Regions from separate parts of the Mus musculus genome. Here all the other regions are linked to region 3. Evidence: chromatin loops called from intact Hi-C (ENCODE). Cell type or tissue: gastrocnemius. All regions are shown on one strand. Region 1 has its middle 23 kb from the start of Mir363. Region 2 has its middle 39 kb from the start of Gpc3. Region 3 overlaps Gpc3 (glypican 3). Region 4 has its middle 48 kb from the start of Mir363. Region 5 overlaps Phf6 (PHD finger protein 6).

Region 1 (5,000 bases), 260 kb before region 3:
AAGAGAGAGTCTCGACTGAAGATATAGATTTGACCCATGTTTGTGACAGAGCTCTGGGCTCTAGAGTATTAAATATGGGGCAAGGAGCCTTCAATGAGGTGTTAGGTGAGACTTTTGGTGAGGAGATGTGAACATCTATTTGCCCCAGATTGTGAATCAACTACCAATCAAAATAGCGATTCTGTCAATCCAACTTTGGAGAAGCTGTGAATTTTTTTTTGCGGGGGTTGGGGTTGGGGGTGGGGGTGGGTGGGTTACTTACAGAAATACAGATGAGATGTTACTTAAAGGAACAGGGATGGACTCAGAGCCAGCTGCATCCCCCAAAAGCCCACAGCAGCATGGGTGAAGATTCACTGAAGCTGTGGTCCTGAGGCTTTTAGACAACCTGCGCACAGCCTGCCAGGTCTGAGCTTCTCCTCCAGGCAGCTGGGCTGGTGGGAGAATCTCTTCTCTGAGCAGCTGTTTACGGCTCTCTCTCATAACCTTGGGAGGTGCTTTGTGAATCTTGTTAGTTCTAAGAATTTGCTGAGACTTATGAGTTGTTTACTTCCTAAGTCTCATGAGCTTCCCACTCCCTCCTGGAGGCAAGGTTTTAATACAACAGAGGATCAAGGCCAGCAACCACTAAGAGGAGAAGCCCGAAGCTGTAGCACCTTAGAAGCCAAAGTTTAAAAGGAAGAAATTACTATGTCAAATGCGATATTTCTGAAAACTTGAGGACAGAGCTTGTTGATTATTAGATTTTACATTAAATAACCATTTTTCATGTGAGGGATTCTATGTTTTCTGTGAAGTAAGAAACAGAGTCATTTTTGGATACAGTGGGGAAGAATTTGAGGAATGGTCGGGTACGATGTACTAAGAGCAGAGAGTTTAAAAAATATTTGGGAAGAAAGTGGAAATGTGAGTTGACCAGGAAAAAAGGTATAAAATTTCTGGGGAGCATGGAAGGGTTATTTGAGATGGACAAAAGGCAGCTGTAGCAGAGAAGACTATCAAGAGCAAAGAAAGTCTTTAAAAATTAAAATAATAACAGAAGATCTTTGTTTAAGACCTCAAAGACAGTTTCAAGATAAGAAAGAGCCGGATGCTGCCAGTCCAGGAGAGGCCACTTGGATCTCAGGGGAGTGTCACATAGCAATGTCCAGCTGTAAGAGATCACATAACTAGAGAATGCTGAACAAGCTTTCATCCCTACACAAAGAGCTTCCCCTGAAGCAGTCTGTCAGAGACTGAACCAGGTGACATTTGTTGTCCTGATGTTGCTTCCTAATTTCCTGGCTGGCCTCAAGGAGCATGTATATATGTGGCTAATATATTGCAAAGGAAATGTGGAATGAGACCCAGATGGGTGGGCCACTCATGTACTCTTGGCCTTTCACAGGATACTAGCAACAATAATATTGGATGCTTTATAAGCCCCATTCTATTACATATGTCCACTTATTGAGTGTCTAGCACAATGCTATGTGCTAGATACTGATGTTATGCTAACTTTACAAAAAGAAGAAACCAAGACTCAGACAAATTAAATAGTTATGGGCACAATGATATGAAGCAACAGAACCCCATTTCCAATCCACAGGTTTCTATGGTGACTGTTTTACCATGTATATGCCAGGTAATAATGTATCAAGTATTTTGCATGGACCATACCATTTTGTGGTATGGTTCTCAATGACAACACATTGGGCATTGAGAAATTTGCAATATGATAGATTTTTTGGAGGTGCATTGAAAAGCAGGAGGTGGAATCCGGTTGGAAGAAGTAGGCCACTAACATCCTGCACTTGAATCAATGGATCTTGACCCATGCTTCCTCTCTCCTGTCTTGCTTCCTGTCCAGTGTGAGGCAAATAGCCCCTGTTGCAAAGTTTGGATTGCCACGATGTACTGTGTCATCATAGACCCAGAATTATGGAGCCAATTATAGATGAACCCTCTAAACCATAAGCTAAAATAAATTCTTCCTTTTGGGAATTGTTTATGTCAAGTATTTTGTCACAGTAATAGACAGTCTGATTGTTACATCTCTCTAGTTCATAAAAAGCAAAGCATAGAAAGTTTACAACAGCAGAAAAATGGAAAATAGAGGTCAGCTGATTCAGGGCAGGTAAAATAACCAAAGCAAAGTGTCCCAAAGATAAATTGATAGGGGGTATTTTACCTTCCTCTGGTACTAATCTACTCCACTGTGGTTATCCCTGACCCCACAAAAGGAAGTACACAGATGGTCAGTCTGAGGTAGAACTGAGAGGCACCCCTAGTTGAAGGACAGAAAGGCTGAGGAGCTTAGATATTAGAGCAAACATAATTCACAACATTATGCAGGCAGTCCAGGCTGGGAGAAGGACAATTGCCTCAGGAGGCTGGTCACATGCTTTGGGAACTCTGATGTGGGTTGAAGGGTTAGGTCCCATTGGGAAGTGAGAAAACAGAACAGATAGTCCATGGTTTGGTTTGAGAGGAAGAGTTTGGAGGCGGTGGGCCGAGAAATGTTAAAGCCTGAGTGCTGTCCCAGAGCATGATCCGTGAGGTTGGGGACAAGGGCTTGGTAATGGAGACACAAGAGATCTGTGAGTTTGTGGCTTATGAGGATGGATCCATTGGAGGACTTCGGATTGCTCCAGAAGATGGCAGCATGTGAGAGTTGGAAACAAGGTGGTAGGCACATCTGTCCATGGTGGGGAACAGAACCTATGAAATGGTGGAACCAGCATGGGCATCCAGTGCCTGCTAAGGTGAGGAGAAGAGGCTTTCTTCATCTCCAAAGTCACTATGGTTGCCGTTAACATTTCAATAGTACTTAATAGTTTATCCAGCTAACTGATCTACTGCCTGCACTTAGGTACAGTATATTATCCGATTTTCTGATCTGAATTCCTTGGAAACATTTTGCTGGCTTGCACAAAACTTGAACAATTTTCAAAACCTATTTCAACATTACTCCCTTGGTACCTCACACGAAGAAACAATTCATCTTTTTCTCCATTCCTGCCCTTGTCTCCCACGAAAACAAACAAACTCCTAGCATCACATCCTCCTTCCCAGATGCCTGGCTTCAGGGAGCCCTTGGCCTTCAAGAACTGCAGGATAAAAAGCTTAATACTTCTTCCTACCACAGGAGGGCAGACTCTAACAAAAAAGGGGGAAATGGCTATTTACACTGTAATCTAACCAAAAAACGGTTAATGTGTGGCTAGATTTTTGTATGGTTTCTAGGCTTGGTGAGTTGACCACCCTTCTCAAGCCCATTCCACATTCTCTCCTGAAGTGTGAAGTGACTCTCCTTTCCCCCTCACCTCTTGAACTTCCTTCTTATCTCTCATACAAAGACTTACTGAGCATCTCCTCCTGGTGGGGTTGCCAGGACGCCTGCTTAAACCGAGTACCACACAGACAACACAATTTTAGTATGGTCGCGTCCCATGGTACTTAGGACATGTTTATGTGAAAACCATGACAGCTTACCTGGAATTCCATTTAACGACCATCCTATGTTTTTATTTGCTAAATCTGGCTAGTAAAAATTAGAGGGCTGGAGAGATGGCTCAGTGGTTAAGAGCACCGGCTGCTCTTCTGAAGGTACTGAGTTCAAATCCCAGCAACTACATGGTGGCTCACAACCATCCATAATGAGATCTGACACCCTCTTCTGGTGCATCTGAACACAGCTACAGTGTACTTAGATATAATAATAAATAAATCTTTTTTAAAAAAAATTAGAGCCAAGATTTAGCCTGGAAATGGACAGGGTGGGTCCCAGAGCTACCCAGTGTCGTTGAAGAAAATGACTAATATAGTGAGCAACACACTGTCAGAGACACAGGTACCAGAGGTGCAGGGCAGCAGGCTCAGCATGTGTGGTCTAGGAAGCCTGCCATAGCATTTTCATAGGTACTTCTTGCTCATTGACTCCATGTTTGATATCTCATTCTTTCAGCATTGGATATCCAGCTCAAGTGTTTCCTCCTCTGGGAAGCATATCATACTTATCACACTAAGTGGTTATTGTTATTATTTTGACAGAGCATCACTATGTAGCCCTGGCTGGCCTGGAACTCACAGTGATCCACCTGTTTCTGCATCCCAAGTGCTAGGAGTAAAAGGCATGCCCCACCATGCCTGACTTGAACACTACTTCTTGATTTGAATATAAAGTGCCCATCCCCTCATATGTTTGAATACTTGGACCATAGTTGGTGCTGGAGCTTTGGGAGGTCATGGGCTCTTCAGGATGTGGGGGCTAGATGGAGGAAGCAGATCAGTGAGAGATGGCTATAGGGTTTCTACTCTGGCCCCACTTTCTGTTGTCTCTGCTACTTGGTCCATCCCAAAGTGAGTAAGCGGTATCACATTCCTACAGTCACATCTGGGAGCTGATCTCGATGTTATCCCTTTTCCACAGACAATGGACTTACATTCCCTGAAGTCATGAGCAAGAATAAAACTTTCCTCCCTTATGCTGCTTCTCAGGAGGTGCTTAGACCACAATAATGAAGAAAGTAACTAACAGGCACTCCAGTTTGGATTTATGTCTTATCATTGTGAGGAACCCAAAGTCTGAGACTGTGTCTTGCTCTTGCTCATTTCCTCTTTGCTAAACTCAGCATTTGGCACATAATGAATACTCCAAATCAGTGATTTACCTTATGTGTATCATGCCTGATGCCTATCACAGAGGCCAGAAGATGGCTTGGGATCTCTTTGAAACTGGTGTTACAGATAGATGTTAGCTGCCATGTGGGTGCTAGGCATAGAACCTGGCTGCTCCTGAGAAACAGCCAGTGCTCTTCCCTGCTGAGCCATCTCTACAGGTCTTATATGCGCCATTTTAAAATGAACAATTGTTAACTCCAGAATTTGGAGACAGCAACTGAAGGTTTTGCTTTTTGTTTTTGCCTGTTTAGCTAACATATATACAAAGGGGTTAATCCAACTATCTCTAATATGTTTTCTTTCTTTCCTCCTTTCTTTCCTCCTTTCCTTCCTTCCTT
Region 2 (5,000 bases), 200 kb before region 3:
GCTATTGAGCCTTGACGTATAGATGCTTCAAAGCAGCTTGTGAAAGGGCATTCTGTAGGGAGGGGATGTTTGAAGAGGTTATGGGAAGAATCAAAGAAGGGAAGAGGGAAGGGAACTAGCAGTGAAACTGCCTGTGAAACAGGATAAGCAAACAGATCCATGCAGAAAAGAAAAAGACATCATGGTATGCTGGTCAAGGAACTTGGCCTTAATAACATAGACTAGTGGTTGATAGCATGTCAGCTGCACATATATAGTCATTTAATCACCATAGCAATTGCATGAGGTAACTCATTTTACAGGTAAATAAAAGCATAGAACTAAAGTACTAAGTTACCCAGACAATAAGTGACAGAGCCAAAACCCAAGTCTGGAAGGTTCAAGGTAGTGTTCACACTCACAAGCACTATACATACCACACCATTGTTTCAAGCAGCAATTGAATACTATCCCAGAGCCAGCATTTTTGTTGTTGTTGTTGTTGTTATAGTTACCATTATTCTGCTATTCCCTGTTTCATGTGCAAGAATGTATTTTGAAATGTACTTTGATTCCCTTGGAATTCATCCTTGACCAGAAGCTAATCTTGCTGGGGTTTTTTCCCCTCTAAGACTGTCTAGTTGAGGACAATTGCTATCTCTACGTTCCTGAGCTAATTGTACAATTCAACCCTGATTACTAGGTAAGTGCATACTTTTGATGCTCTATGGGTTCTACTTGTCAGCACCTATTAACCTTGCAGAAGCCCAGAGAGTGCAGGGGGAGATAACGGAGGATGATTTAATGAGCTTGCTCTTGCCTGTGAAGGAAGGACTTCTTTGATCTGAATACACCAACCATTCCACAGGACCTTCTAGAACAGATTAGGGAAGACTGCAATATTGTTATAACAATATTGTTATAACTTATTGCAATAAGATTTTTCTAAAAAAAAATAGGAGCACGAAGGCAAATAAATAAATAAATAAATAAATAAATAAATAAATAAATAAATACAGTATATAATGAAGCCAGGTTTGGCTAATGCTCGCTTTTCAGAGGCCCATCTCATTGTAGGTCCTATTTCCACAAAATGCTATATTATCTTCACAACCTAAGACAAGAAGTTCTGAGTCTTCAGATGGCTGAGTCCCAGACAGCCAGACTTCCAGAGTGACAATCATTTGTTGTCCTGCTCATCCTAAGAGCTGCCATTTTGGTTTTAAATTTCCTGCCTTTGTGATGAGCTGGCTGATAATCTGGAATAACTACTGGGTTTCCAAGGAGATTTTAGCCATGCTTTACTCCCTCACTGTAGTTTGTATCTGTAACTGGAAATTGAGAATAATGTTAGAAAAATAACACAACCCCATTGTGTAAAACACATATACAGTGAGGTGGAGGCTTCTGAGAACATCTTCCGGTAGTTTTCAGGTTCCCTTCTTTTCTGATTCCATTTCTTTCTTTCTTTTCTTTCTTTTTTTTTTTTTTGAGATAAGGCCTCATCTGTCCTGGGCTAGCTTCAATTCTCTATGTAGCCAAGGATGAACTTGGACTTCTGATCCTTACACCTCTGCCTCCTGGGTACTGGGCATGACAGCACATTGTGGTGCTTGGAACCAAACCCAGAGCTTCAGCATGCTAGGCAGGAGTTCTGTCGACTGAATTAGATCCAGACCCCTGTCCTTTTCAAATAGTCTAGTTCCTATGCCTTCCCTATGAATAACACCCCTAGTTATAGATGTGCCAAAGCATTGATTGAACCTCTACTTAGTATTATGCTAATAGATTGCCTTTAGGCCAGAGCATTGTTATGTTCTGGGATCTGCTTTATTTTATTTTATTGTGATGTTCGTTCTTTGACTTAAAACTTTGTTAAATTGGGGCTGGAGAGATGGTTTAGTGGTTAAGAGCACTGACTGCTCTTCCGGAGGTCCTGAGTTCAAATCCCAAACCACACGGTGGCTCACAACCATCTGTAATGGGATCCGATGTCCTCTTCTGGTGTGGCTGAAGGCAGTGACAGTGTACTTACATATAATAAATAGATAAATCTTTTTTTTAAAAAAAAACTTTGTTAAATTGTATTTGCTAGTATTGGTGCTAATTAAAAAATTACATACACACAGATGTATGTGCATCTGTGTCCATGAGTACAATTGCCTATAGAGTTCAGAAGAGAGTGTCAGATCCTCTGGAACTAGAGCACTGTAGACCACATGTAGAGGTCAAAGGACAACTTTCAGGAATCAATTCTCTCCTTCCACCAAATGGGATCTGGAGACTGAATTTAGGTCCTTAGGCTCGGCAGGAGGTGTCCAGCCCAGGAGCTAACATTTTGATATATAAACTATCATTTAGTTGATACTGTCCTTTGGGTTTTTATTTGTTGATTTTTATTTGATTTTGCCTTCATCAGGTTTTGAAGCCATGGTCATGTTTGTGTCATGGAATGAACCAGAGACATCCTATATTTTTCTCTGATTTCTTCTTTGAAAGTTTGGAAATACCTATTCTTAGTTTTAGAGACCTTGGGTGACAAGTTCCTCAATTTATACATTGCTTATTAATTTATTCTGATTTTCTGCAGTGTGAATTTTATATCTTGTAAAATAAAGCATCTACTGCAGTGTATTTTAAAAATTTATTAGCATACAATTGTGAACAGCATTTCCTTTCTATTAAAATTTCTGTTTATACTGGCTGCTACATCTTCTTTCCCATTTCTAATTTTATGTGTGTTTTTCTTACATAGGTTTTCTGGAGTTTAATCTATTTTATTAGTCCTTTCAAACAACCAGTTCTTGAATTTATTTATTAATTCTACTGTTTTTACATCCTCCAGTTTATTTACTTTTGCTTTTATCTTTATTATTTCCTTTCTCCTACTTTCCTGTGCTATATTTTTGCTCTTTTTTGCAAAAAACTCCCAAGCTCCATGTCCGCTTGTTTTACTGGCCTTAAATTTTAATAAGGAGAGGTAAAGACCACGCCATTGTGAAAAGTCTTCTTTTTCTTTTTTTGAGCTACTTAGCTACGGGGAGAAGTGGAAGCTAATCCAAAAGCAGGCAGAGTATGGCCTAGAATGTTCCTCCACAATAGGTCCCTGGAGACAATATTTTCCACAGAGTGTTTCTCCACAGAGGGGCAGTAGGGAGTCAGAAGTGTTCGGAAAGGTGCGCGCCTTTTAAGCTGGGCCTTCCCTCCAAAGCTGGTCTGCTGCTGCTGCAGCCTGGAATTCTTGCTCCCTTGTGTTTGTTTTTTTCCTAAGGCTCGCTTTCCTTCCTGTTCGTCGTAGTTTAGCAAATCCAACTACCCACCCAGACTGTGATCTTAACTAAGTTTGCCCGAATCCTTTCAGGGCTGCATCAGAAGCCCGTGAATTTTCACCTTAAACTGGGATGTTGGTGTTGTCTTTGTCCTTACTCTTCCGTTCTCTCATCCGACTCAAAAGTTTGGGGATCTGAGGCCTAAGGCACAGGCACAGATTGTCTCATGGCCCCAGGAGGAGTTGATGGAGAGGGCTTGCATGCTGAAACTGTTTCTGAGCTGTGTAGGGAGGAAGAGGAGGGAGGAAAGGAGAGGGGGAAATGGTAAAATATGAGGGTCGGCTGCAAAGCAAAGGAGTCCCAGGAGAAGAGAATGCAGATGCCTGGAAAACCCAGGCTTCTCTCCCGGCAAGGCTCTGCTTCTGAGCATTCCCTCTGGAAAACGTATTTCCCTCCCACTCTGGCTCTTTCTCATAAATCAATAGGGGGCAGCAGTCTCAGTCCTCAGTGTAGGTACATTCGGAGAGGCCCTTTGTGTGTGGACAGGCATCACGTACAATCCTTCACTTCCTGACAACCCCTCCCCCACCTTTGTGGTTTCTAGCCCGGCTGTCTGGAGCGAACTTCTGCCTTTTCTCATGGTTGGCCTTCTTTCTCATCATGTAATCTCACTATCTTTTCCATCACTTTGGTCTCGGCTCCTTCTTCAAGAAATCTTCCCTGATTTCTTTTGCCTAACAAAGCACTGCTTCCTGGGACTCCAAGGGAATTTGTTGCTCTTTTAGGAGTGTGCTTGCAGGGGAATGGAATCCAGAGCCCCATGCAGCTAAGCACACATCCTACCACCGATCCATGGCCCCAACCTCACGAACTAGTCTTGATGTCATTTTCTTTTTTATGTTAATATTAATTTTTTTCTACTTAAAAAGTTGTGCATGTAGCTAAGCATGATTTTTTAATCCCAGCATGACAACAACACCACACACACACACACACACACACACACACACACACACACACAAAATGTGCATGGGTGGTGGAGGAAGATGCTCTATAGGGTACTCGTGGAGGTCAGAGGACAACTTGATGTAATAGTTTCCCTCCTACCATGGAGGTCCTAGGCCATCAGGTTTACTGGCAAGTGCATTTACTCACTAGGCCATCTCACCAGCCCCTTGTGATCTGAGCTCTTTTTTTTTTCCTCTTTCCCCCTATAGAAAACATTTCCTGGGTGGCAGTGGCAGATGCACACCTTTAATCCCAGCACTCAGGAGGCAGAGGCAGGAGGATCTCTGTGAATTCAAAGAAAGCCTGTTCCACAGAGCAAGAGCAAGTTCCAGGACAGTCTGGAGAGAGAGAGAGAGAGAGAGAGAGAGAGAGAGAGAGAGAGAGAGAGAAGAAGAAGAAGAAGAAGAAGAAGAAGAAGAAGAAGAAGAAGGAAGAAGAAGAAGAAAAAAATATGTTTTACTAATTTGTTTCCTTTATCTAGCTATAAGCTATGCTGCAAGTCTAGGCTCAACACAGAACATACACTCAATAAAACTGTCTTTGAAAGAATACATGAGTCAACATGGCCGTCACTGTGGTAGTTGCTTGTGGAACAAACCCATTGCAAGCTCGTAATTCTCTAAGAGTGAAAGATAGCTAACTGAATAATTAAAGAATGTAAGGCATATATATTCTGAGTCACTAGAGATGCTGTCTTCACAGGACTTGTTTCAAACCCCAACCCTACTGTTCCCGAGTTGCATG
Region 3 (5,000 bases):
CACCTTGACCAGGCATTGCAACACGAATTTGGAATTGAGACCATGTGTGACCCTTATCCATTTATTTAATATCTAATCCTAGCAAACCATAAGCAGACTCAGTGCCTTTGTAGTTTTTCATGGCTATGACCACTTTCTGTGAGTTACCACAAGGGGAGGGCAAGCTCCCTGGCCAGCAGATAAAGAAGAGTTTTTCCAAAGGACATTGTACCTGAGGAATATAATGGCTTTTAACTTCCTTGCTTCTTTTGATTATATCAGTTGTTTTTGGGTTGTTTTCGCCAGGTGTGTTGTAGCTACTAAGTTGTTTTCTTTTTTTTTTTTTTCTTTAACTCTCTGTGATCCACATAATAGATGCTTTTCAGCTGAAGCCACCATTTCATTGAATATTGATACAGGGATTGGATCATTCAACCACATCTTTATTAAATGTCCTCTTAAGTGTCAGCGCTGTGAGGTAAATACCAAGTCAAGAAGATAGGAGTCCACAGGCTAGAGGGAACCCGGATGGATGAATGGCTATTTGCAATATGTTGTGATTAGCTCTGATAGGGTGCTGCTGGAACCAACCCGAAAGGACTGTGCCTACTTCTTCACGTCTGTTCTTCTACTTGAAAATCCATTAGCACATTCAGCCACTAAGTAGGCAACCTAGTTTTTGGAAACAGGATTAAGGGGGAGAATATTTACAACTGAGGTTCTGCTGAGATCCAGATAAATTTAGGCTCTGGGATGCCTGAGGCCATGATGGGAGGTAGGTTTACAACACCAATTCACAGCAGTGAAAGCTGGAGGAGGGTAAAGAATGGGAGAGAGCTATAGAAGCCATTCTACCCGAAGCAGGCAAAGATAAAAAAATTGCATTGCTCACCCGTCCACATGTGTGTGCCTTCAAGACTAAGAAGGTGCCTGACCCTGGCGTAGACTTGTGCATTTCTCCTAAGCTATATTTAGCTGTCAAGTCCTCAAATTTCTACATAGCAACTTACACACACGAGGAGGCCTCCTCTGTGCTTAGGGACATTCTCAGGCACTTACGTTTTGACTCTGGAATTCACAGACCCTGCTCTGGTGTGTGTTTTATTGCTTTCAGCTTATTTCCTGTTCTCTTGATTAAAAACTAAAAAGCTCTGTAGAAATGACAAGTTTAAAAAGGAGCAGACACCAAACATTGCTTACTGCTGTCCATTCTGCCCAGGTGAAGGGACTCCAGAGCAACTGGGAACAAAAGCACTAAATGGGGCCAGCTTTCTGCAATGTCTTGTTCAAAGAAAGAAAGAAGTGCTTGGGAGGCTTAGCTTTTCCCAGTGCTCTGTGGAGGTTTGTTTTTCCTGTTAAGTTTAGAACTGTTTATTTTTTTTTTCTTTCATTCTAATGTCTCTTGGGCAGATAGAGGAGAAACCTCCTGCATTAGCGTCATTTAAGTGATGCTAAAAGGGCTATCAGGGGGCAACTGAAAATGATCAGCTTCGACAGCTCAAGATGGACCAGCTCTTTCTTTTCACCTCCTGAGGGTTTAAACACTCTCAACTTTATTAACAAGAACTTGCTAGGACAAGTCTGCTAAGCTTATCTCGTTCCAAATGAACACTTTAATTCATCACCAGCTTACAGCGACTCTCTGAAGGTTTACAGAAGGAATACCATACAAAAAGCTCTCAGGGGTGCAAGGCAGTGATCTGGTACTGGCCCTAGACAGTGTTGGTTTTATACACAAATATATAAGCTATTTGTGTTGTGAGCAGTCAGGCAGTGGTGGCCTGAGGGGTTGTGCTAAAATGGAGTTCATAAAAAGATATCACCCAGGGTTCAGAGTTGTGGTATTTCTGAATGTGGTAACTTAGAAGAAAATTGTTGAAAAAAGTCTGCGTGGTATAAGGTTTGGTATATATTTAATAAAAGCATTAAACCTTTTAATTCCACAGAAGGGCATTGTTAAATGTATTTTTATCCATCATCTTAGCTAGAAATCTGAATAGTTTCAGACACTCATTAAGCCCTTAAATTTCTTAATAGAAATTTTAAACATATGCTCATATATGTTAACTGTAATAACTTTTCCTTGATACATTTTTGTGTGTTTGTACCTTTAATAGGTAACAAGGTGTTAAGTATTTTTTATTTAATTATGCTCTTTTTAAAAACCTCCCCAACTTATAATATGTGCAGTGTTTAATTAAAATGCATTTTTACTAAGTCATAATGAAAAATTTCTTGGAGAGGCAATCAGTTTTTAATGTCAGCTTACTTTGATGGCAGGGTGTGTGTGTGTGTGTGTGTGTGTATATGACTCTCCTGGTGTGTATGTTTTAACTCAAGCTAATCACAAACCAAAAGATTATCATTATCATTTTATTACATTACTCTAGTTAAAGAGAATACATCAAAAGAAAAAATGCATTTGGAAGTCCTTTGCATAATGGTCTTTTGTTGAAAAGAAACCTAGCTCCCTCCCTCCCCTAGTGTGTATAGAACAATTCAGGACCATTCTGGCAGCTGGCCATGGCGTCTGCCCTGGCGTTGGCAAGAACAGATGGTTTTGGGGTCTGTTGTTCACATTTGATTTCCATGTTACAAATTTTGAATGAAGTCTTTACTGAACCCTTTGTCCTGCAGTCTGCAGCTCTTCACATCAGGGGGCAGTTAGGCGCCGGTCCTGACATGCCAATTTGACACCAGAGTACTGCCCTTTATCAGAACTTGGATTCCCCTAGCTCTGGCCCTCTACTGGAAGGAAGCAGTAAGTGTGGGTATACTGCCCTCTGGTGTCCAGCTCGGGGAGCTGCCGAAGGCTGGAGTTCTGCATTCTAGGAACCCAGGGGAGAAAACTGCTTGCCTTGGCTTTCTGATCAGTTGGGAACAGCCTCTTTGAATGCCAGAGCCTTACCACAAAAGCTCCTGAGATGTGAATGGTACAATGTTTTAGGCTTTGAATGCTGGGAATGACTTTAATCTTAAGATCACGCTACCTTCCTTGGCTCATTTCAGACATATTAATTGAGCATGTACTATGTAATTTACTATATAACTTTTAATTCAGGATTTTTAAAAATTAGTCTATGCTAAGTACACAGTGCCCTGGCATGAAGCATATGACAGTGAAAAAAGAATGACAAAATCCCCAAATTATACTGGGTGGGGGATGGGGACAATCAGGAGGCCCTTGTAAGAAGCCACCAAGTCAGAAAGTAACAATAATGGCAATCTTAAACTTTTGCTAGGGCTCTGAAGAAAAAGAAAATTGGAGCTCAAGAGAGATGCTGTGTGGTAGTGATGGAATGATGAGAAAAAATAATTTCCAAGTGGTTTTGAGAAGTTAGGCTAGGGAGACAGAAAGGCCTGAAGTCTCCCAGGCCTTTTGTGGTGAGCATCAGATTATGATACATATTTCCTGATTCCAAAGCGAATATTCTTACTTCTGATATGAATCTAGGTAGAACAACCCAAGTCACTGCTCAGATGCTTCTGTGTATCGGGCAGATAGCTCAACCACAGCACAAACACAAATGACTTCCCTCTCGTTGATGATCTGAATAGAGAATTATGTGTCTGAAAAGTATCTTGTACATAGAAGTTCACAGTCACCCCTACGAGAGATTTTATTGTTTATATGTGCTATTAGATACTCTACTCTTTGGGCCTAGCTGATTGTGTGTTGGGGGAGGGGCATATGATGGCTATGCCTTAGGTTTCCAGAGAAGCTGCAGCATCCGATCACTTAGTGCTGGTCCATCTTGTTAGCTGCAGCAGGATGATGCCCCCAGTGTCTTCCTGGACTTCACTTTTGGGGTTAAGTAGAAGCTATCTTGGTTTGCATCGAAAGGATCCAAGCCAGGAGAACTCTATGGAGGGATGGCTTCTTTTGTTCACCAAATGACCATGGTGGTCAACACACTAGTAAACTGGAGCCCTCATGCACATGTCAGTGAGAACAGACATGCCCTTTGTGGAGAGCCCATTCCATCGACACTTTGCCATGCCTTTGGCCCGGTCAGCTTTTACTTCCCAACTTTCTTTGCATGAGGCTATCTATAGTGTTCTTACGACTTCTCTTCAGAAGAAAATAGCCTCTTTTCTTCATGCTTCCTTTTTGTGTAGCACTTCAAAGACTAGCTGGGAGAATGTCTCCCATTCACCTTTAAGGGTTAATTTCACCATTATATAATCAACTGTCATGCATAAGTGTGGGTTGTATCTAGGGAGTTTTTAAAAAATCAACATGTTTGAGACTATAGAGATAAATACATTTTATATATACTACAATCTCGTACTCTTCACTGTCTCAACCAATTTAGAGGACAGCACAGGAGACAATAAAATATGATGAGTATAATCCAGAGGTCAGTTTTCCCAGGGCCTCTTTGAGTGTAATCACTCTCCTGAGAAAACAATCACCTCCTCCTCTTTCACAAAAAGCCTGCTCCATATGGTTGGGGGAGGGGAAGAAGTTCCTTCTTTACCTTTGGCGCCTCCTGATCACCAGGACCTCTTTGCTGAAAAGTACTTTTCCTCCCCTTCATGGTTTTTAACTTTATTCTCATTCTTTCTCTCTATTTCTTTGTTTTTCCTTCTCCCACTTTCTGTCCTTAGCTGGTAAATTAGCCAGTGAGTCTGGAGTGAGGCGCTTGTTTGTTTGTTTGCCTCTGGGAGGACTGGTTTCCATTTCTTCCCTATCATTCAGCCAACTGACTCCTTGTCCATGGAGTCCTCTGGTTACCTTTTTCTGAGCCCTGGGTAGGGGGCGGGACAGGGGCTCCGCACTCGCTGACCTCATTTTGTTGCATGTCCTGGATCAGAACTCTTTTGGAAATTAGCCTTGGGGAGCTTTACAAAAAAAGAAAAAGTATTCAACAGGAGTTCCCCAAATTTTTAGCTGACTGAGAATTTCACCGGTTTTGGAAATTCTTCTGTTAAGTACTCCCTGCTCTTGTTCACTAAAGCCGAAGAAGAGCAAAATGATCCATTTGTGATGATTGAAAATGACAATCACTTATGTTTGT
Region 4 (5,000 bases), 240 kb before region 3:
AGGACTGTAAAACAGGCTTTTTGAGGTGTGTGTGTGTGTGTGTGTGTGTGTGTGTGTGTGTGTGTGTTATTCTTAGTTTGGCAATTCTCCTAAAAGTTGTTAGTTTTCAAAAGAAAGAAAAAGCTATTTGGGCTTACCTTGTCAACTTGTCTCAAAGCCTTAGCAATCTAGAGACTGTCACTGGGCATTTCAAGGCAAGTAGTTACGGAAGTGACCAGGTGAATCACCTGTGATAAATCGACCTAAGCAGATTTCCTTCACAGAGTTCTTAAATTTCTTCCTCTGGGTCATGCTGAGGAATTTCTAGAGTCTTAAAGTGACAAAATACTACGCAGAAACCACTTCAGTGATGGACAGTTTATTTAAACTCTTGGTTTAGGGCATTTCAGCTCATTGTACCATGGAAGGCCTAACAGAATGGCTTCATCTATGGCAACAGAAGCCCATGGTGGCAGACCAGGAAATTGAAAATGAGGCAGATCTGTCTGTGACAGGGCAAATATTAATCCATCTTGTCTCAGCTGAAGCTATCTTTGATTTAACCTGAAACTGACCCCCTTTTTCTATCTCCACTGTGCAAAGTTCCTGGGAAAGTACCCAACCCTGTTCTCCAATCTTGGCATTGAAATGTTCCAACTAGTTGCATGTTTTCAGCTTCTGTTAAGCTGCTTGCTGACTTGACTTCCCCCAGATGCTGGCAACCAGGATATAGTTTTTCCTGTCCGCTGCCTTTAAAAGCTCCTTGTAAAATGCATTTGAAACTGCTCTGTGAGAAGTGTTTCTCTCCAGGCTTAATACAACTTCTTAATTCAGACTTTGGTCAGGCTGAGTGGTCCTTGGGTCTCTACCCTGCAAGACCCTTAAGAACCTACTTCTATCAACATGCAATGGGATATTCCAGTACAGCATCTTTAACTTTAACTTAGGATTCATAAAAAAAGCCCATTAGGGCCTGGTGAGATGGCTTAGTATGTGAAGTGCTTGCTGTGCAAGTATGAGACACAAGTTTGGACCCTAAGCACTCATGTAAGTGATGGAGAGGTGTGGTGGTCTGCCTGTAATCTTTGTATTCAAGAGGCAGAGACAGTGGATCCCTGGGGCTAGCTGACTACCTAGATTAGTTAAAATCCTTGGGCTTCTGGTTCAGCAAAAGACTGCTTCAATAAGTGGAGAGTGAAAAAGAAAGACACCCAGTGCCACCTCTGGCCTGTACACTCTGGACACACAAATGCATCACTATTCACATGTACAGCTCACAGGAAGACAAATGCATGTATATCACTCTCTCTCTCTCTCTCTCTCTCTCTCTCTCTCTCTCTCACACACACACACACACACACACACACACACACACACACATTAGCACGCATGTTCATGCACATGCCCAGGCCAAAACACCAGTCAGAAAGGCCACAGATAGCCTGATTCCTTTTACATGTAATGTCTAGCATAAGAAAATCTATAGAGGGCCGGAGAGATGGCTCATCAGTTAAGAGCACTGACTGCTCTTCCAGAGGTTCAGAGTTCAATTTCCAGCAACCACATGGTGGCTCACAACCATCTGTAATGGGATCCAATGCTCTTTTCTGGTGTGTCTGAAGACACCTACAGTGTGCTCATAGACATAAATTTTTTTTAAAAAAAGAAAGGAAATCTGTAGAGGCAGACAGTGGCATTTCCTTTGGGGTGAAATATTCTGGCATTAAGTAGTTAAACTAGTTGCTTAGTTTTGGAAACTTTAGTTTTTGGAACTTGAAAAATGGTGAATGTTTTGGTTTGTGAATTACATCTCAATAAAAACAAATCTTAGATCTAAAACAATGCTTGTCTTTTCTTTTAAGCAAATATAAAGAGGTGTTCTCACAAATAGCATACAGTTCCAGGACTGACATCAGGGCTGAAATGAGAATGCATGCCACTTCTTTGGGTTACCAGTAGGAGGCAGAAAGAGGTTGTGTCTTAACCTCATCCTTCTTTCTACAAACAAAATTCAAAGCAGACAGCCGATGGAATTTTCTTTTAGCGGATGCTTAAATATTGTTTACAGAGTTGTCATTCTTCTCAAGCAAGGAAGATGTGTAACTCTCTTCAAAATAATTTTGTGTGCTTCAGATGTGTTTTAAAATATCCAATTTTAAAAATGAGAAAGTTACTTTAAGCAGCTGCAATTATTGACAATGGCCAGTTTCTTGCATATTTCAGTATTATCACTGCATGTTAAAGGTTGATTACTTGAGGGAATAGCACAGAGAGGGGAGAAGAGGAGCTTCCTCCATAGAATCATCGTTTCCCAGGTAACAGTTTTCTGAGTTTAGAAAAAACGATTGCATAATTTTTGGCTGTTAGAGAGAAAGCAGAGAAATGCTGGATTCATTCTCTCTCTCTCTCTCTCTCTCTCTCTCTCTCTCTCTCTCTCTGTGTGTGTATGTGTATGTATGTATGTATGTATGTATGTATGTATGTATGTGTGTGTCCCTACATCCTTAGGCTTTGGTGACATGTACCTTTACCTCCTGATTCATCTTGCTGACCCCCTTTTCCTTTGATAGTTGATTTCTAGGCTGTAGCTAGCTGGGAGTTACAGAGACATGTGAATAGCTATCTGGTAAAATGTGCCTTCTTCTTTAAAGAATTACGATACAAAGAAGTGGTAATAAAAGTATTTTGGATCGCTTCACCTCTGGGAACACTTAAATGAGGACTCACTAAAGAGAAAACAGAACACACACACCCAACACTGTAATTAGACTATTCGTTCTTGCTGTACCTTATTGTTTGAGTGAGCCACTACAGGGGCTCAGCAGGAGAACTCAACATGGGCCCACCTGAGACCACTGTGGTGAGGGAAGGCGAGAAAAAGGGCTGAGAAGTACAGGGCTATCTTTCAGAAGCTGACAGTGTTTTCCTCTGTTTACACAAAGCCTGAGCTACTTCTATGTGAAGACTACATCGAAGACTCTTAATTCTTCACCTTAAAATACACAGGGGTTATAATGAAAGTCCACAGAAGGGCATTTTCAAAAATCAAGCCAATAGAGAAAATTTCTGTATGAGGCTATTATAATCCATGAATAATGCCATATGCTTTTTCAAATAGAAAACAAATGAAGGCTATGAAGTGTTATTATAAAAGCTTTAATTACTTTAATTCCTTGGACTTTCTCTTTCCTATACATTTTTTCCCCTTGTCTCCACATCTAGAATTCTGCCTTGTTTCCCTGGGTTTGCCCTCCTGTTTCTCAAGATGCGATGAACTGATAATTAGCACTTGTGGTTCTTAGAGTTAATTGTCAACTTGACAGAACCTTCCATCATTTGGGACATGAGCCTCTGGACATGACGGTGGGAGATTATTTGGATTCCGTTAGTTAAGGTTGGAAGAGTTGCCCACTGTGGGCAGCAACAAGCCCTGGTTGGGAACATGGACTCTGTTAATGGGGGAGGGGAAATCAGCAGCAGCTGTGGACACAAGTGAGTAGCGGATTCAAGTCCTGAGACTTTGACTTCCTTGCCATGGTGGACTGTATCTTGAACTGTGAGCTAAAATAAACTATTCTGTCCTTAACTTACTTTTCACCTCTCACTACCCAGACAGACCCTTTTAATAAGCTGAACTGATGTCAGCATAAAGACTCCAAGCTGTCTTGACATTTGGGCTGGTCCTTTAAGTTGTTAACCCACTTTCAGATGGAGTATTGCAGCTCATAGGGTTCCATTAACTGGAGCTTCACTATTTACAAGGCAGTAAATTGGCACTTCAGGCATGATGGTGCATACCTGTAATCTCAGCATGCCCAAACCTGAAGCAGGAAGGTTGCTGCAAGTTCAAAGCTAGTCTGAGTTATATAGTGAATTCAATGACAGCTTTGGTTCTATAGCAAAATTCTGTCTCAAAAAAAAAAAAATCAGTGCAAACAGTATTATCAAGAGAGTAAGAAGACACAGAATGGGAAACATATCTGCAATTCACTAATCTAATAACAGTTCACTATCCTGAATATATAAAGAGTTTCTATAGCTCCATAACAAAAGACAAATATTCCAATTAAAAACTGGCAAATGATTTGAATAGGTATTTCTCTAAAGATAAGCTACAATGACCATTAAACACATGGGAGAATTGTTCAACATCACGAGTCACTGGGGAAATACAAATTCAAAATACAACGAGACACTGCTTCGCAGTCACAAGAATGATTATAATGAGAAAACACTAGAAGTTTAAGCCCACATACATTGCTATTTAGAATAGAAAATTGTATATTCTCTTTGGCAATTCTTTAAGAAGGGGAGCAGAATGTTGCTGTAGGACCCAGCAATCTCATTCCTGGAGATATTGAAAATACTCAATCATATTGAAACTTTAGGTCCAGATCTAGAGAGATAATTCAGTTGATAACATGCATCTCACATAAGCACAAGGACCTGAACTCAACTCCCAGTGCCCGCATAAAAAGATCTGGGGAGAGGTATGAATGGAGGGATGGTTTAGTGGTTAAAGACATGTACTGCTCTTGCAGAGAAACTGGGGTTAGGGTCCCAGAATGTATGTGATGGCTCACAAACATCCTTAATTCCAGTTGCAGTGGGTCTAATGCCCTCTTCTGACCTCCATGGGTACCAGGTACACTCAAACACATGCAGGTATACACTCATACACATAAAATAAAAATAAACGAGTCTTTCAAAGAAAAGGTCAGGCTTGATGCAACATGTTTATAATTCCAGTGCTGAGGAAACAGACAGGTAGGTCTCTTAGCCTCACTGGCCAAGTATACAGCCTAGCCTACTCAGTGAGTTCCAGGCTAATGAGAGGCCACATCTGAAAAAATAACTTGGATGACTCTTATTGTTGATCTCTAGCTTCCACATGTATGCACTCACTCACACACACACACACACACACACACACACACACAGAGTTGTATAGAACAGCCTAAGTCCAAAGGAAAATGTGTAGTGTACATGGGCATCTGTAACAGGTTGTTCATAAAGCTAAA
Region 5 (5,000 bases), 480 kb before region 3:
AAATATCCCATTAAGAATAGAAAAATAGAAGCCGGGCGGTGGTGGTGCACGCCTTTAATCCCAGCACTCAGGAGGCAGAGACAGGCAGATTTCTGAGTTTGAGGCCAGCCTGGTCTACAAAGTGAGTTCCAGGACAGCCAGGGCTCTACAGAGAAACCCTGTCTCAAAAAAAATAATAATAATAATAGAAAAAGAGTATAATTTTTAAGAACACTACTTAATACCACACATAGCTACCACACTAGGTAATGCAAAGAAAGAACATCAAAGAAAATTCCACCTGTGCGTGCATGTGTGTGTGTGTGTGTGTGTGTGTGTGTGTGTGTGTGTGTGTTTGTGTGTGTAAAGATGGGTATGCATCATTACAGATGTGTGAAAATCCACAGTATGTTTCACATAACCATTGAACCTTTATAAAATGTAGGGAGTTCAGGTGATAATCATGTATCCGTGTTGTATCACAGACTGAAACAAATGCACTGCTTTACTCTATATTGTTGAGTGCTAAGGAGACTCTACATGTTCACAGGGGATTTTTATGAACTTAGAACTACCTAATCAGGGGCTAGAAAGATGGCTTAGCAGTTTAGACCACCTCTTGCAGAGGACTTGGATTCAATTTCCAGCATCCATATAGAAATTCACAACCGTACATAACTTCAGTTCCAAGGCCTTCAATGCTATCTTTTTGCTTGTCTAGTGGCAAGGATCCAGAGGCTCCAATGATTTCTTCTGGCCTCTGTGGGCACACTTCTCTCCCCAAAGCCTTCTCTGAAATCACGAATGGCTCTATAGTCATTGAGCCAGTGGATGCTTTCTCAAGAACAAAACTAACCATTCAGTTCCTTCTGGGATTACACTCCACCTTTCTTCGACCCTACAGCTTTAACACTAAGCTGACTTTCCTCCTTCTCTCTACCCACGTCCCCTCTGCCTTTGCAGGCCCATCCTTCAACCATTAACAGCCTTCAAGACTCAGTCTTAGGCCTTCATCTCCTCCGAGCTTTCTCTATAGGCAACTTTTCCTCTACTGTCTGAGATATACTGACCAACAGTGGCAAATTCTTATCATTAGCCAAGGTCTCTATTCAGAAAACTAGAGTGATATTAACCCACCCATCCACTTAGCTGATACCCTACATGGATAAGGCGTAATATATCTCAGACTTGACCTTCCAAAGTTTAACTCATTAACTCTCTTCATAAGCCTTTTCCAAGTCTAACACTGCCTACTTAAATAGCATCATTCAGTAACTGACTCAAGTATATCAAAAACCTTGGTGTCATTTCTGATACCTCTGTCTCATTCGGATACTAGATTTAACCTCCCAAGTTTTATTTCCAAAACAGATGACATGAGTTTCAGGCATTTAATATGAAATAATATTTTACTTAGGGTTGGAAAATTAAATTGCTTTATTATAAAACTATTCTTGAATTTAGTGCTTCATAACACTTCATGTTGCATAAGGCTAACATGACAGATTAGTATCAGAAATATTGAGCTACAGATAGTAAATGCTAAAGAAACTGTCACAGGTATCAAGTCCTTTGCCCTAGAGACCAATGAAGTATAGTTCTTGGAGAATGCCTGAAATAAAATCCTTTAACTCCCCATCATAAATTACCATCATAAAGTAGAACACATTTCCCATCAGAACAAATCTTAGCTGTTTCTGACAAAGTACTCAATAAAAAATAAATTTGAGCTAAAAAGCCAAATTCTCTAAATATAAATAATGCCAACACTGGGGCTGGAGAGCTGTCTGTCTCATTGGTTCAAAGCACTGACTCTCTTCCCAGCACCCACACAGCAGCTCATAACTCAAGAACTCTAGCTACAGGGGATCCTGAGCCGCCTTCTGATCTTCTCCATGGACAGTAGGCATGCATGCAGTACACAGATGTACATGCAGGACATAATTATGAAAATATATCTTCAAAAACTGCAATACATGAAGATTATGCCTCAAATTCCAGAATGTAAGTATAAACACACACTATATTCCAAGGAAACAAAAGGGACCAATATTCTACAGAAGTAGACCATGAACCAAAATCAGGCCAATTTGAAGTTGCTTGTAAAATATGAAGTAGAATTAGAACACTCTCACTAAGCAAAAGGCACTCAAAATCATTTTGGTTGCGTCTTTGAGAGGATTCAGGCAGAAAAGGGCACTTGCTAAGGCTGAAGACATGAATTCAATCCTGAGTTACACATGATAGGAGAAAACTGACTCCCACAAGTTAGTTTCTGTCTGTCTGTCTGTCTGCCCCCCCCCCTCTCTCTCACACACACACACGCTCGTACACTAAATAAATGTTTAAAAAACCTAATTTTTAATCATCATTCCTTATACAGTATGCACTGCAGTGGCTCTTCTCTACCACTAGATGGCAGTATTGGCTTCAGAAGCCTAGAAAGTAAAATAGAAGCCAGCTATGTTAATCAGTATATATTAATCATCTTTAAGTATTTCAAGTATCTAGTTCCAGTATACTCATATACTTGTATTAATCAGATCATGAATCTTAATCCTCAGCTATTAACATAGATGGCCACTCTAATCATAAAAGGGCACTGCATAAATACATCGTTAACATCTTGAAGTAATGGAATATAGAAAAGCTTGCCTACAATAGTTATTCCTTGCAGTGGCTCTTTCGTCCTTTTTAAATGTAGTGTTGGAGTTAGAACCCAGAGCATCATGCATGCCAAGCAAGCCACCTACCACTGAGACACACTACTAGTCCCTACTTAGAACTTTTCACAAAAGATGTTAAATTCACTTCTAGAATTAAGTGAGGAAAAACTAGGAAAATAGTTATATGGGCTTTTCAATCACACTCTATCACCTCCAAGTATTTTGTTCTTATTGCTTATCCAGTCTATTTCCAATAAGGCCTGAAGAGGGGGCTGGATCCCTGGAGTTGGAGTCACAGGCAGATGGAGGGGCCTGATGTGAATGCTAGGAACCAAACTTTAGTTCTCTACAATAGCATCAAATGCTTAATCTCCAGCCCTATACTCTTTCTAAAAAACAGCACAAAAATGTTTTTTAAAATTCAATTATTATTTCTGTACATGTATGTCTACTCAATATTCAATGTTGAGTTGAATTAATATTCAACTATTATCTGTACATATTTGTAGAATACAGCACAATAACTCAATTCATGTATACAATGTGTTATGACCAAATCATGGTTAGCATGTATATCTACTAAATCATTTCATTTAAATATCTTAATTAACATATAATAAGTATGATGTATATACAGTACAGGGATATTTTAATACATGTGTATGATGACTATATTTTGAACCAGCAGTCACAAGTATTTGTATTAATGTGGACTTCAGATGTGAAAATAGTACAATTTTCTATTATGAAAGCAAATTATAAGAGATCAAAAGGGGAACCAGTTTTAATATTTACACCAGGAATCAAATTAGGTACATCAATTTTCTAAAGATTTATTTTATTATTCACATGTGTGTTTGTGCGTGTGTCTGTGTGTCTGTGTTTTAGGAATATATGAGTATAGGTACTCATAGAAGCCAAAGACATCAGACCTCAAGAGCTGCCCAGTATCGGAGTCAGGAACTTATTTCAGATATTTTACAAGATGGCTATATATCTCTCTAACCCCTAGCTTAGTCTTTAAAAAGATCAAACTTCCAAAGCCCAGTATGGTGGCACACGCCTTTAATCCTAGCACTTTTGGGAAGCAGAGGCAGGTGAATCGCTGTGAGTTCAGGCCATCCTGTTCTGTATAGTATGTTCCAGGCCAGCCCAGGCTAAATAATAGAGACCCTGTCTCAAAAGGATCAATTTCCTAAAACATCTGTATCTGATCTATTTTAATTTTGAACAGAACAGTCTTTGAAGCTAAAAAAAAAATTAAAGATTGAGTCAAATTTAAATGAAAACATAGGATAATCCGAGATTGAATCTAACCCATTTTATACTGCTACTAAATTTACCAAAACCATCTATTCTTCGAATAGGTTTGATGTGGAGCTAGAGAGGTGGCTCAGTGTGCTGGTGGAAGAGCACTAGCTGGTCTTCAAAGAACCTATGTTTGATTACCAGCAACCACATGACAGCTTACAACCATCTGTAACTCCAGTTCCCTATGAACTTCATGGGCACCTGACATGCTCATGGGCACCTGACATGCTCATGGTACACAGACATACCCGCAGGCAAAACACTCACATAATTCAAATAGAATAAAAATTTAAAAATTAAAAAAAACACGTTTGATCCAACTTGGCTAACACTATATAAATATTATTAAACTAGTTTTATAAATTTAAGTGGAAACAAACTATAAAATAACTTGATAAGCTTCTATTTTAAATTTAGTTACTTACAAACTTTTGCTTTCTAGAAAAAAAACATAGTATGTCTCCACTTATTTCTCAGTGGGGGATTTGTTTTTACATTCCCAGTAGATACACAAAATCATGAATAATACTAAATGTGGTTTTCCCTACACATGCCTACACATTATAAAGCCTGACTTATAAATTGGACACAGTAAGACATCAATAAAGCATAATATATTATAATCAAACTGATTTGAAACTTGTTTCTTTTTGGAAACTTCCATTTTTGGATCATGACAGCTCATGATGCAATGAGCTGAACCATGGAATAAGTGAACCATGAAAAGCAAAAGCAGAGATGGGGTGTTGACATTTCACCAGAGTGCACGCTGATCCAAAGTGCACTAGGATTCCTAGGCTCACACTGTAATAGCTATTGGGAGCAAGAATCCAATAACCACCTGTGGAGAAACATGTCACCTCTACCACAGTTTCTTCCTAATATGACATGAGTTTTCAGTATATTCATAAGATTTCTGGGGCATTTTTTTCTTTAAAAATTTAGCTCTTTTTGACTATTTACATTGGACTGATGTAATAACATCTCCAATTATAAAGATATTGAATAATAAGACCTATCATAAGGAAAAACTTAGTAGAGGAC

The links. Peaks named below come from ENCODE experiments on the same cell type or tissue, not always from the same donor. Only the 100,000 strongest peaks of a DNase experiment are listed, where the experiment ranks them.
Region 1: it touches region 3 in a loop (11-fold over the local background); 19 of 42 quality-filtered maps call a loop at or near these places.
Region 2: it touches region 3 in a loop (8-fold over the local background); 15 of 42 quality-filtered maps call a loop at or near these places.
Region 4: it touches region 3 in a loop (4-fold over the local background); 5 of 42 quality-filtered maps call a loop at or near these places.
Region 5: it touches region 3 in a loop (4-fold over the local background); 7 of 42 quality-filtered maps call a loop at or near these places.

What each region holds. Positions count from the first base shown.
Region 1 is chrX:52,715,802-52,720,801 of GRCm38, reverse strand. No RefSeq gene overlaps it. Among named protein-coding and RNA genes, the nearest start is that of Mir363, 23 kb to the left of the region's middle. In gastrocnemius, a CTCF peak has its summit at 3,123 (motif pointing right); no DNase peak of the experiment used is centred here.
Region 2 is chrX:52,650,341-52,655,340 of GRCm38, reverse strand. No RefSeq gene overlaps it. Among named protein-coding and RNA genes, the nearest start is that of Gpc3, 39 kb to the right of the region's middle. In gastrocnemius, a CTCF peak has its summit at 3,121; DNase peaks (open chromatin) are centred at 3,150 and 3,810.
Region 3 is chrX:52,451,268-52,456,267 of GRCm38, reverse strand. The region is part of intron 2 of Gpc3 (glypican 3); the gene reads left to right. Among named protein-coding and RNA genes, the nearest start is that of Mir717, 31 kb to the right of the region's middle. In gastrocnemius, no CTCF peak of the experiment used is centred here; DNase peaks (open chromatin) are centred at 2,543 and 2,713; H3K4me3 peaks cover 268 bases; H3K27ac peaks cover 910 bases.
Region 4 is chrX:52,691,546-52,696,545 of GRCm38, reverse strand. No RefSeq gene overlaps it. Among named protein-coding and RNA genes, the nearest start is that of Mir363, 48 kb to the left of the region's middle. In gastrocnemius, a CTCF peak has its summit at 1,935 (motif pointing right); no DNase peak of the experiment used is centred here.
Region 5 is chrX:52,932,086-52,937,085 of GRCm38, reverse strand. The region is part of intron 5 of Phf6 (PHD finger protein 6); the gene reads right to left. Among named protein-coding and RNA genes, the nearest start is that of Phf6, 22 kb to the right of the region's middle. In gastrocnemius, a CTCF peak has its summit at 2,401 (motif pointing right); no DNase peak of the experiment used is centred here.